Linked DNA regions of Mus musculus: region 2 is linked to region 1. A link is a loop called in an ENCODE intact Hi-C map of the cell type or tissue named here. Cell type or tissue: left cerebral cortex. All regions are shown on one strand. Each heading gives the region's core, and the rest is flanking DNA. Links, peaks and the distances in the headings are about the cores only.

Region 1 (4,337 bases), core at 1,172-3,671:
TGGACACACTCTTTCTCACCACTCATCCATGTACTCACAGGTTAAAACATACATATAGGGCGGGGGAGGTGTCTCCGTGGGCAAGAACACATGCTGCATAGGCATGAAGACCTGAGCTTCCACATCACCATAGAGCAGAACAGGTTGGGTAGGTAGCCACTGTGTGGACACTGTGTGGCAGAAGAGCCATAGTGAAAAGGTATATAAGGGAAATATTCAGTTTCTTATTTATTTATAGTTTAGCAGAAGATTCAATAGAGAAGGATAGTTTGGTTAGTAGGAAGAGAAGATGCAATCAAAGGACTAAATCCTTGAGAAGCAAAACAATGAAGGCAATGTCAAGGCTTGACTCAAGGTAGACAAGTCTTACAATATGTACATTAGGTGAAAGACCAGGAAGGGAAATATAGGTAAAGTTGGAGACTTGCAAGGCTAAGAAAAGACTGTTTCCAAATGCTGATTGTTTTGCTCAGGGGAGCATAGAACTGTGACATACATAAAACTCAAACTCATCTATTAGCAAACATAATATCATGAGCTTAGTTACAAAAGGTAGAGTGGAATAATATTGATTTTTATTTCAAGCAAAAATTATTTCTCTCGATTTCTCTCTGTCTGTCTCTCTCTTTGTCTCCCTGTCTCTCTCTGTCTCTCTGTCTCTGTGTCTCTGTGTCTCTGTCTCTGTCTCTCACTCTGTCTCTGTCTCTCTCTCCTTCATGTGTGTGGAAGGGTTTGGGCGTGGGGTGGGGTAGGGTGTGTGTGTATGTGTGTGTGACTGTGCCAGACCTTGAGTTCATTGTGTTGCCCAAGTCACCCTCTGGCTTTCTGGCACTCTGGCCTGAGCTTTCTGAGGCCTGGACATAAATGATTTTGAAGCTTCATGAGAAAAAAACAAAAAACATAAGCAATAGATTAGAAGCTTACTGTGTTTGAAACATGCTAACTTTGTTGAGATAAGAAGAGACACAGAGTACAAAAAGTGATGACTCCCAATCAGAGAGGCCATTATGATGATGTGCCATCCACAGGGAGAGACTAGGAATATACCAGAGGGCTCTAGACTAGATGTGAGTGGCCTGGCAGTGAGATAAAGTAAAGGGGAGGATATCCTGTCCTTGCAGAGAGGTTCTGGGGACTACATTCAGAAAATAAGATCTGGACCCTGATTGGTTTTTTTGCATTGTTTGTTTATTTGTTTGTTTTTGTTGTTGTTTCTGTTAACTTGACACAGCTAGAATCATCTGAGAGGAAACCACAATTGAGAAAATGCCTCCAGATGATTAGCCTCTATGCAAGCTAGTGCAGCCTTTTTTAAAATTGGGGATTGATGTGGGAGAGTCAGTCCATTGTGGTGGGTAGTACCACCCGTGGGCAGGTAGATGGCCCGAGGTGTATAAGAAGGTAGACTAAGTCATGAGAAACCAGCTAGGAATCAGTACTCCTCCTTGGCTGCTGCTTCAGTTCTTGACTTCAAGTTCCTTCCTTGAGTCCCAACCCAAACTCCCTTTGATGATTGGCTGTGATATAAAAATGTACTAGAAAGAAACCCTTTCCTCCTGAAGTTCTTTTTGGTCAAGATATTTTATCTTAGCCATAGGCATCTGTCTTAGTTAGGGTTTTACTGCTGTGAACAGACACCATGACCAAGGCAAGTCTTATAAAAAACAACATTTAATTAGGGCTGGCTTACAGGTTCAGAGATTCAGTCCATTATCATCAAGGTGAGAGCATGGCAGCATCTAGGCAGGCATGGCACAGGTAGAGCTGAGAGTTCTACTTCTCAATCCAAAGGCTGCGAGTGGAACACTGACTTCCAGGCACCTAGGGTGAGAGTATTAAGCCCACAACCACAGTAACACACCTACTCCAACCAGTTCACACCTATTCCAACAAGGCCACACCTCCAAATGTTGCCACTCCCTGGTGCAAGAGTATACAAACCATCACAGCATCCTAATTAAGACAACTTGTATGGTAGAAAGGGAGAGGAAATGGTACATAATGTTAATTTAAATGAGCACATTCTTCATTGTTAACAGGGCTAAGTTGAGGTTCTACCTAGTATACATTGGTTCTTTGAAGCAGGCACTCTGTTAAGTACAAGGTTGAATCTCATTTAAATTTATTGTTAAGGAAAGCTTAGAATTCATGTGCTTAGCAAGGAAAAGCAGGAAGTGGGACACATGTAGACTAGATTGTTATCTCTTAAAGGACAGACTTAACTTCTATTGAAGCAATAGGAACATTGGGAAGACTTGGGGGTTATTTGCCCCCACTCTACTAAAGGAATGCTAGGATGGTAACAATAAAGACAAGTCATCCAATGGCGGCTAAAACTGAAGCGATAAAACGGGGTAGCCCAATGGCTGACGGTTTATGAGTCGTTACTGCACTTGCAGAGGACCAGCGTTCAATCCTTAGCACCCACGCTAGCTGCTCACAACAGTCTATAACTTTGGCTCCCGGGAATCCAACACCCTTCTCATCTAGCTTCTATTGAGTGGATGCAGGCACTTGTGATATATACATAAAAGCACACACTTAAACATACAGAAAAGTAAGATATTTTTTAAAGAAGAAAAAGAAAATCCATAACAGTCTGGGGCAACACCTGCTTTAGCTACCAAGTGTTAAAGAGGCAGATGCCTTGATGAGAACTGCACACCCTTCCCACCTGTGGGGACATTCTTTGGCTAAGACCTACAATGATTTAATAGGGCATGGCACACCTCTCCTCTTTATCCAGAAGGAAAATAGACTTTTAAATGGGGCAAGGGTGTGTCTGTTGCGAGTGCGGTTAGGGATGGATGACCAAGTCCTACAAAGTGTTAGAACTGAGCTTCATTCGCATATCTGTACAGATATACTTCATTGTGTAATGAAAAGAGGGTAATTTTATTTCTTTTTCTGTTCATCTTTGTTCATGTGGCATTAACTTAGCAACACTGGGTACTGAATCATAAGTTTTCGGGGATTTCATACTCAACACTAAAGGGACCAAAAAAAAAATGTTCTGCTAATTATAATTAGGAACGTATAATCCTGGCATTAGGGGTATAGATAAAGAACAGAAAAGAAAAACCAAGGTTTAAACATGTAATCATCCCATGGATTCTTTTTGAATTGAGGACACAATAATTATTCTCTGTTTCTAAACCATTAAGTAAGCTTTAATTTTTACTTCTTTCAATCAGAGAAAAAGAACTCACTGAAGTGGCTAAAATGTTCTCTAGACAAAGGCTTTCACTACAGTCTTAATGTAAACTTAAAAGTAATTTGTTAATCACAACCATTGTTCATTAGTGGCATAGTGTAGTAAGTTATGAAATATGAGGGAATGGAGTTAGAGAGAGAGAGAGAGAGAGAGAGAGAGAGAGTCATGGTTAGCATGTGGATCCAGTTCTCACCTTCCATTTTTATATGGCTTCTGTGGGTTTTAGCCAGGTTGTCAGGCTTAAAGAGCAAGTGCCTTTTCCTGCCAAGCCATCTTATCATCTTGGAAATGAACTTTGAAAGAGGCAGTAGGTAGAAAATTCTAAAGGGAAGAAATTATTAAAAAAGAATATCATTTCATAAAACATTTCAGGTGCACTATTTGAAAATAATCTCTCATCTGTCATACCTTTTCCAGTTTCCAATTGAGCAAGTCTGGCCAGAGTGATTCCAATAATGGTTTAGTTGAAAGCCTTTTGTTTGGAAATTTTTGGTTATATTTGCCTGGAGAGGAAAAAAAAAACCACACACACACACACACACACACCAACTAGAAGATGAAAAATAAATCATTGTTTTCTAATTGAAAATTTGCCGTCCGTGCTGACTTTCATATGAATAGGTTCTGTTGCATTAAATAAGAAATTTGGAGAGTTATACATGCATTCCCCAAACCCAGGACTCCAAAACCTCAAAAAAAAAAAAAATCACAATTTCTTTAGGCCAATGTAACACAAAGCTCTATCTATTTACAGAGAGAAAAAACAAACAAACAACAACAGCAGCAACAACAAAACCCTAATAAGTTAGGTAAGTGTGTGATGACAATCTATGTGTTCAACATCAGGCAAGGTACTGCTAGACACTCCTCAATTTAAAAAAAAAAAGGATATATGAATAACAGACTAGTTAAAACAGATAGACAGACTGTCTCACTTACTTGAGATTAGTGACACTTATAAAAGCATAGCCAGAGACATTTGCCTTTTCTTTAAGATCCATATAGTCTGCTTGCCTTAAGGAAGACAATAATGTGGGCACGTGTTCTTTCCCGTTTGTTCTCCGGTGTCATATAAAGCTATGTCCCTAAGCCTGAGCACGTTCAAACTAGCATGAGTCTGCTG
Region 2 (4,337 bases), core at 571-3,070, 210 kb before region 1:
GCCTTAAGGCTAGGGGTTATGCTGTAGATTTGGGACCGTGAACTACACAGGAAGTTGTTCCCTGCATTTTGACCAATGGTTACTTTTTAAACTAATCCTCATCTTCTGCAAAAGGAAGCTTCTTTGACAATAAGTGAGAGCAAATTCATAGGTAAAAGACTTCAGAATGTAGTTAGGATTTATATAGGCTTAATAAAGTACAATGGCAGGTTCTTTACTAGGGTCCACTGTATCACGGATCATAAGTAGTAGGCTAGTTTTATAGTAACAAACATTAAATTCCCTCTCATTGAGTTGGCCTTAAGCTCTATAATTAGAAGGTTGTTGGTTACTCCAGTCTATAAATGCCAGTATTGAGTTCAGGATATCTTGCCTTTCTAATAGCTGTTGCCTCATACTGATCAGAGCTGGGTAGGACTATTGAATGCTTTTGTCCTGCAGAAGTTTTCATTCTTCCTTCCAGTACTGTGAGATAACATATATTTTTATTTTGTGTATATGAGTGTTTTATCTTCCCACATGTCTGTGTACCACACGTATGCCTGGCCACATCAGAGACCAGAAGAGGATGCTAGAATTAAGTTATCATACTGGTGCTAGAAATGGACCTAATTCTTCTATAAGAAAGAACAAGTGTTTTTAATCTCTCCGCCCCCAGTCCTTAAAGATAAAAACAAAACAAAACAAAAACACTTAGAAAGTATAAGATAACTGAGAATGCGACTTGAGCTTTTACTCTTCCGGCTAAGGAAATCCCCATCAAATCTTCATGGACTAAATGAAACGCTTGCCTAACTGATTATTCTAAATCAGAACAACTCACAGTATCTTTACTGTAGGAATTAGCTAGTGACTTCACAATTAAAAACATAGCTAGTGCTATTTTACTTGTAGCAACTTTCTCATTATGACTGAGGCCTAGACTTATCATACGTTCATTTTTCCTCTTCAATTTTATATAGATAGCACTGAACTTAGTTTGTTCCCCAAGGTCATGCCTTTGGCCATGAAATTACTGACAGATGTTAGCTGTTTTCAACTTGTCCTCCTGGCTTATAAAATTACTAGGACCACTTTTTTTCCCACAGCCTCTAGAGACTTTCAAGTCAACACCCAAATAGGGTGGGCCTGATCCTCCCTAGACAGAAACCTTCCAGATTGGCATCAGCAAGAGCATCCCCTTGTGGGCAGAGCAGTACATGAAAGCTGAGCTGTGGAATATTTCACAGCTTATGCTAATAAAATAACAGGCCCCATTATTTTTCTGGGTTCACGACCATATACCATGGGAACTGGTTAAAAAGTAAACGAAAATCAGTTGTGAGAAGAAATACATTAAAGAATTGTGTAAAGTGTACATAAAGTAATCTGCCAAGAAAATATGTAAACATTATTTTAAATATTAAAAATAAACTGTGTATTTACAAAGTCATACTTACTAAAACCTATTATATTATATAATATATGATATTATATTATAAATATTATTAAGATATTCTAGGTAATATAACATGGTCAAAGTGCCGTTTGTTAGTTCCTAAAAAGTGAAGTAGAGACATTTTAAAATTCCATTCATATTTGTCATTAACTCTCACACTTCCACCAACTATTTTTCTTGTTTGTTTTGTTTCCAGTGATCAATATGACCATTTTAGATACAAGAAAGCCTGGAATTGAGGTTAAAAGATTACAGCCCAGCTGGATACAGATAATTTTGGAGATGAGAAATACATTTTCCCCATGAAAAAGTCCTGACTCTGAATAGAACATACAGCTGTCATTCCTAGGTACCTAGGGATATTGTTGAAGAAGTAGTTGCTTTGTAAAAATATACAAGGCCCAGATTTTCTCTTCTTTGATAGGCAATTATGTTCAGGTTTTTACTAGTCTCATGCCCTAAATTGTGTATATGTTGTTCCAATGAACTTGTATTAGGTGTCATCCCCTACATCCTGAGACTGTACTAATTACTGTTGCTGAGTTACAAACCATCCCCCACCCCAGGGATATACATCATGCCCATGATTCTATAAACCAGTCCATGTATAAGGACCAGGCATCTCCGAGTCTTACTTATGTATGTAGTCAGTGTTACCAAAAACTGCAGTCATCTAAGATACCAGCTGGCTGGGATTTCAGGAAAGCTATCTACACCTACAGGTGGACATGACAGCTGGTTGGGATTACAGCATCTGATGAAGTATCAGAGCAACAGATGGCCTCTTCAGCATTGCCATCTCAGAGTCATAGATGCAACGCTTTTGTGGCTTAGCATTGAGAATCACATCTTTTGTAAGCAGCAAATCACAAGTTCAAAGGGGTAAGATAGTACTCTATCTCTCGAGATAGTAATGACAAGGGTCCAGACAAATATTGCAGTACTTCATGTTTTATTATAGCCATGCTTTGGAGAACTACTCTAGACTTTAATATGATGTGTTAAATAGATGGTATGGATACATAGATGTTAGGCAGAGAGATAAAGACAGGAGAGACAGATAGGAACCCAGAGAGAGAAGATAGATAGATAAACAGACAGACAGACTGACAGATAGATAGATAATAGATCGGCAGATCCTTTTTAACATACATTAATAAAAGAACATACATTAATAAAAGTAAGTGAAAGTCTGTCTGAAGTTAGTTTTCTTGATTGAATTACCTTTTAATATGGCTATACCGCCTATCCTCAATTCAACAAGATGAACTACCACAATAAAACAGGTGTAGTTGTCTCAGTTACCTTCATCCATCTTTACTAGTTGTTCAGGAAAGGTTTAGGAAACAAGGAAAGGGGAAATGTGTATGTGGGTAGAAGTAGTAATGGGAGAGGGGAAAAGAAAGTAAAGGGATAGAAGGAAGCGAAAATGCCTAGGACTTTGTCAATGCCCTTCATCCCTGGGTTGTCCCAGTCACAGCTAAACTTCAAGAGCACTCTCAACACACAGCTTAATTGAGAAAAAAACCCAAACTTAAATTCGGTCTGACCCATCATACCTTAGTTATGTGACTATTTGTACATAGTCAGGCCACAGCTCAGCCTTGTTCCTTTGTTGCGCTGGATTTGCCTTCCCTCCCCTCTTCACCTAGGTTTGCCTGTTGGAGTTGAGAACAAAACAAAAAACTTATGGTCAAAATTGCCATTCTTGCCCAGTGTCTCCTATGCCTTGTTTGATCCCCTTTACCTTTACAATTTACAAAACCTCACTGTTACTTTGGTTCTGTAAAACATAAATGAGTACATATATAAACATATATACATACACACACACACAACACTACATGTTAACCTATACCCTCAAACTTGATACTAAGACCGTACTGCTGAAGGCAGCATTTGCTTGAATCACTGGAGATGGAGATTTCAAGCCAGCACTGACCTGGAAGCTTCATCCTACCAGCTGGCTTTTGTAGTTCAATAGGGGAGAAATATTATAAACAGTCTGACTCAGCTATGAATTCTGTGACCTAGAATGATGACCAACCTGGCCAGATTGGCTCATTGGTGCAATATTGGCACAAATTTTTTAGTTATAATCTATCATTTTATGATTGACTGAAGCCTGTTCCTCAAGACAAAATTCATATGTGGTACTATTACCTGAACCAAGAATCCATATCCAGGGTGATCAGAGCCCTGGGGAAGAACTTGTTATTTTTTTTTTCTGTTAAATGGATATAGTAGTATAGTATTAAGTTATACCCTATAAACTTAAGTTTATAAGCACCTATTTAGTATAGCTTTCAACCTTGATCGGAGAAACTTATTTTTTGAGCAAATTGTAATGAATGCAAAGACTCACAACTGATTAAAGCACAAAGAATAAGAGACTATGGGTGTTTTGCCCTAAATGGGAGTTCTGTATTTCACTCCTTCCTAAGGTTCAGGAATCATATCATAATAGGCAGTTGAAAGATCCTAAGAGCCAGAGATGATGGAAGACAACTGGAAAAAACAAAACAAAACAGTGTTTTCTGGACATGACAATGACTATAATTTCATGAACAAGATTATACAAGATCAGACTAGAAAAATATCAGCATATAGGCAAGGGGCTCATGCGGTTCCAGCTTTAGTTGAGCTGTGGAAAAGGGATGGGCTTGTGAATGCTGGGTGGTCAATTGTCTTTGGATGTGACCATTGACAGGCTGTCTACATCTCAGTGGGTAGTCCTACACCCATGGACATACTGCAATACCAAGTAGACTCTATGGGTTTAGAAAAGACCACATAAACTCGGGAGGGAGAAGTAGTGAATAGATAGAGAGTTGGAAGAGCAGGGGTGGGATGGATTTGATCAAAACACATTATTTCCATTCATTTATGAAATTCTCAA

The links. Peaks named below come from ENCODE experiments on the same cell type or tissue, not always from the same donor. Only the 100,000 strongest peaks of a DNase experiment are listed, where the experiment ranks them.
Region 2: it touches region 1 in a loop (2.8-fold over the local background); 12 of 42 quality-filtered maps call a loop at or near these places.

The regions. Positions count from the first base shown.
Region 1 is chr2:133,795,776-133,800,112 of GRCm38, reverse strand. No RefSeq gene overlaps it. Among named protein-coding and RNA genes, the nearest start is that of Gm39940, 55 kb to the right of the region's middle. In left cerebral cortex, for the core only: no CTCF peak of the experiment used is centred there; no DNase peak of the experiment used is centred there.
Region 2 is chr2:134,004,834-134,009,170 of GRCm38, reverse strand. No RefSeq gene overlaps it. Among named protein-coding and RNA genes, the nearest start is that of Gm39940, 260 kb to the right of the region's middle. In left cerebral cortex, for the core only: no CTCF peak of the experiment used is centred there; a DNase peak (open chromatin) is centred at 2,125.